2 separate regions of the Homo sapiens genome follow, and region 2 is linked to region 1. A link is a loop called in an ENCODE intact Hi-C map of the cell type or tissue named here. Cell type or tissue: A673. All regions are shown on one strand.

The links. Peaks named below come from ENCODE experiments on the same cell type or tissue, not always from the same donor. Only the 100,000 strongest peaks of a DNase experiment are listed, where the experiment ranks them.
Region 2: it touches region 1 in a loop (4-fold over the local background); 3 of 110 quality-filtered maps call a loop at or near these places.

The regions. Positions count from the first base shown.
Region 1 is chr4:115,119,108-115,121,607 of GRCh38, forward strand. No RefSeq gene overlaps it. Among named protein-coding and RNA genes, the nearest start is that of NDST4, 6.7 kb to the left of the region's middle. In A673, a CTCF peak has its summit at 1,030; a DNase peak (open chromatin) is centred at 1,054; H3K4me3 peaks cover 71 bases; H3K27ac peaks cover 1,219 bases.
Region 2 is chr4:115,536,077-115,538,576 of GRCh38, forward strand. No RefSeq gene overlaps it. Among named protein-coding and RNA genes, the nearest start is that of NDST4, 420 kb to the left of the region's middle. In A673, a CTCF peak has its summit at 1,545 (motif pointing left); a DNase peak (open chromatin) is centred at 1,525.

The sequences.
Region 1 (2,500 bases):
AAGTCATGCTGTATTCCAAGACCTGTAAACCCAGTGTTGCCCTCTGTAACCAGCTAGCAATGGGGTACACAGCATTATATTGCTATTGTTGCCTGATTTGTAGGCACACACATAATGCTAGCAATGAAGTCTTTATTCTTTGAGGACAGAGATAATCTCTTTTGTTTTTGTTTGTTTGTTTGAGGCTTATATCCTTAATACTTGGAGCAGTGCCATGGCATAGTTACTGACATTTAAAAAAATAAATTTATGAATGAATGAACGAATGATGGCAACCCAAAGCTAGAAAATAGGGAACCAGAAATTAACATTTCCCCTACAAATATATTTTCAATGAAACTGTTGCACCAGTTCTGTATGTCACAAATAGAAGCAACAATTCATTTCAAAAGGAAGATGCAAAGATACATTATAAAGCAATTTTCCCCATGGATAAGAAGACCCAGATTAGTTTTCCTTTTTAGAATCCATGTCATTTAATCTTCCTAATATTATTCATGAATAAAAATATTTTAGTAAAAATATTGTCATATATTTTAAAGAATTGAAAATATTTTATACATTACTGTAATTTGGTTTGCATTTATAGAATCAGAAGAATGGCACTGTAAATTCTAAATATTCCTTTATGTAAAATGATTTGTTTGTCTTCCATATTAAGTATAATTTTATTTTAGAACTTTAATTGGTGTTTCCCTTTTCTGAAAAGGAATTATCATAAATGAGATGATATGAAGTAAATGAAAATATAGTACTCCGAAAACAGAGATATTTTACAAAAGAAAACCAAACAAATAATTAAATATAATGTAAAATAAATAAAGTAAAATGAATTCTGATACTCTAAACCTACTATATAATAAAACAATGATGAATTTTTTTGTCAGCTCAGCTGTTTATACCTGTTAGAGGGTGGGAAAGAGCAAAGTAATTAAATTAAGAGGAAAGAAAAATCATGTGATGAACACAGGAGTGTATGAAAGAATATACTTATCACCCTGCTAAAATATTCAATATTTTACAATATTCCCATAGAGGGCAATATTGTATAAAAGATGGTGAATGAAGACTCTGCCAATTCATCTCTGTTGATATGCTTTAAAGAAAACTGCTGTTACCATAAATTTGGAGCTCCACTTCCCCTCAAACTCTAATATATAAACTGATGCACACAAAAACATAACACAGAGTCTCATCAAAGGCAAAGAAAATTAATTTGGTATCACTTACTGGTAGATTACTTGAGTGAATAGCCTCCAGTTTCACCTTTAATTTGATTTAATCACTGCATCTCAGATCTCAGATAGCAGATTGAATTCTCCTATATAACTTACATCTATAATACACACATGTACATATATATACACAATACCATTTAGTTTATTTGAAATATTAATAAGGTAGTGCCTTCTTCAGTGCCTGGAAAGTAAAGGTAAACTACAGGTAACATATAAAGTGCGGCAAATTTTGTAAAATCGAAGTCTTATCAATGATTCAAATATAACTCTAAGGATCTAACCATAGAATAGGGCTGGGCCATGGAGAATGCAAAATTATACTTAGCTATATCTCTCAAATTTATTTCTATTATAAAATCATCTTGCACTCATCTACCTTCCTTATTTAAATATACTCCTTTACCTTCCCCTCTTGTAACTCAAAAATAGATTGCTTCACTGTAAAACCCTTCCTCTCAAAGATGTTAAGTATATTAGAACTTGAAACATTTGCTCTTGAATGACCTTTGTAATAACTGCTAATTTGCATTTAGCATATACTGAAAGAAAAGACATTGTGCATTCTGTAGTATCATTAAAACATACTATTATCTTAAACATTCAATTATCTACAGATTTTAATACACATAGTGATATGGAATACATGGAATTATGAAGCATACTATAACATTCTACCTGTCTGCTATGCCACAGATGCAATTCTACCTTCAGAGAGATGAGTCTCCTCAGTTCCCTCGTTATGAGATGTCCTATACAAGATCATTATGATTATATCCTATAAAAATTATTTTAAGGCTAATGTAAATAAATGAAAATTAATACGACTATAAGCCAGATTTAGTCATAAGAAATATAAATCTAGTCCTTTTATTTAGGACATCCAATTTGTACCTGAATATTAAATCAAACTAGAGTAAACTGTTTAGTTCAAATTAAATTATGTGAATCTTTAAAATAACGTTAATTACTTGTCAAGTACAACTTCTCAAGTCTAAATAATTAATATTCTTTAATCTGCCAAAGTAACTATGGTAATCAAGCAATTCTTGTGTGTGTTTGCAGTTAAACAAGAGGTACATTTAGAACAATCTGGTTTCTTGAAATCCCTATCTCAAATTTCCAGATTACTTTGAAAGGAGTTATTCCTCCAGCATAAAGCACTATTTGGCCTGACCCTTCATGACCACTGTTAGGATGATTAAGGGAAAAAGGCTATTTGTTGAACCTGATACTCTGAGTCACAGTTGATAGTAGAGGTTTGT
Region 2 (2,500 bases), 420 kb after region 1:
ATAAAATAATTCTTTCTGAGATAAAACAATGAGAAAATTAGACTGTTTTCATTTTGGCTACTTCTGTAGGCCTTCGTTTTGCAAACAGTGACTAAGTAACTAATTGGGCACACATTATTTTCATTGCATAGAATAGCTATAATTTTATTTAGAAATGAAGTAGATTTTGTATCTTATTATAGCATATTCACCTGGTTTTTCAGTTTCAATTTTTTGTATTTGTGCCCCAAAGATAAATGTGCTATGGTTTTATAGCAGACACACATCAGTTACCACCCCAAAATATAAATATGTATGTCATATACATGTGTGTGGATAAAATTTAGTAACAGCGTTACTCATGTGGCATGTTAACTCATTATTAAGTATGACTTCTTTTACTAAATTTGCTCTTTTTTGCCTGATTTAGCAGAATAGTTTTGTTTTTTAAATCTCATATGCACTTTCATTGCCTAAATTGTATTTATTCAATATATTTTTTCCCTTTTCTGTTTTATAAAGAAGTGCTCAGATACACATATTTTCAAAACATTCTTTGTACCAATAGGGTAAAATATTTACTACTTGATATTTCTGGCAGTTTTATAAAAAAGTTAAAAATTGGTATATTTTTTGTACTGAATGATTCATCAGATAAATGTTTCCTTTTATGATTCCCAACTAAACCAAACTCCAAGGAGTTTTATTATTTGGAAATTTAAGACTAAGGAATCTTTAGAGGTAACTATCAAAAGAGAAAACTTTTTAAAAAATAACATTATTAATGCAAAATATGTTTGAATGTTTACTAATTGCCAGGAACTGTTTAAGCAATTTATGTGTATATCTTATTTAAATTCTAATGCAACTTTACCACCTTATCACAAAGTAAGCTTAACAAATTAAATTTAAACAGAGAAAGAGACACAGAGAGTAAGAGGTGGTAAGAGATTTATTTAAATTTCCCAATGTTACACAGCTACGAATATGGCAGAACAAGAACTCAAAATCACACATTTTGATACCGGAGCTTGAGCTCCCATTATTGAATTTACCTACTGCTCAAGATAAAAGCAAATGAAAAGGAATGATATATTATTGATAATACTAATGAAGCTTGGAAATTTTTTGCCCTTAATCTGACATTGGATCTATCTTTAAAGTTAGAAAACTAACTAAAATGGCCTAAGTTTCATGATGGAAATGTAAAACACATATCAGAAACATACTTTACTGGGAGAGAATATATGCTGTTTTCTCTTGTTATGAGAAACATCCACTTGATAATCTGTAAGCTTCCATTTTTAAGAAGCTCAGAAATGCATATAAATTTGTAAAATGAGCATAAACTGTTAGAATTATTACTGCTGTGTTATATCTGAACTCAAAAATAAGTATTCCTGGTCAGTGCCCCATACAACCTCAAAATGTACGTATTGTCTTTATCATTTTAATCGACTCTTCCAATGCTATTTTTCTGCCTTTAGAAATAGAATAAAGGAATGCACTTATTAATAAAGGGATTTTAAAGTTGAGTCTTTTGGTGCCACCTTCTGGCATAAATTATTGCATAAAGTATTTTAAATTATAAAAATGTCTAATGGTTAAATAAGTTAAATTAGATGGTTTTATGTCTAAGAAAAGACATTTCTACTTTAAGGTAATTTACTTGCACTGAAGTCAGTATAGAGAAGGAAGATTTGAAACTGATTTGAACCATACAAAGACAATTATTCAAAAACCAGTATAATTTTTCGTATGTAATAACTGTAAATAGAAAAAAGAAAAAAGAAGAAACCAATAGGAAATGGTAGTAACATTAAACAAACTTTATTAATCTATTAATTTTATTAACTAGATATTGGCAGGAACGTTAACAGTTTTTTTTTTTCCTGAGCAACTAAATACAGGACTCAATACCTTTAATTGTTATTTGAACCAATTGCATTTGATTCATGACTTTAGTTTTTACAAACTACTTCATACTCAGGTTATTTTGTTTCATTAGTATTTTATTTATTGCAAAGTTTAATATTGTGCTATTGTATTTACCACACATTGTGCTGATAAAAATAGAAAAACAGTTTCTAGAAGTAAAGGTGAGGTAAGAAAATTCTATATAATCATGATGACCTATTTTTTCAGTAATCCATTAAATATTGAAATATTTATTAACCTGTCAATCAAGCTCTAAGTTCACTGAGATTATATTTCAAAATTATTTAAAGTCTCCCTTTTTTCCTTCAGAAGAAGCAAAGTGTATAAATACATACACACACGTATATGAGTGAAACCTCTCAACTATATACATGCATATGTTCCTGACCTAATAAACCACGTTTTGCCAGAGTTGCCAGGGGTGATTTGAAAGTTGCTGAAATGTTAATTTGGTTGATACCGATTGAACAGAACTTAAATGTAGACTATGTTCTATTCCACTTTAAAGCAAGTAAAAAAAGTAAATTTTTGTGAATTACTTTGAAATTTAGTTTTCATGAACTCAACATACCCTGAAAATGAA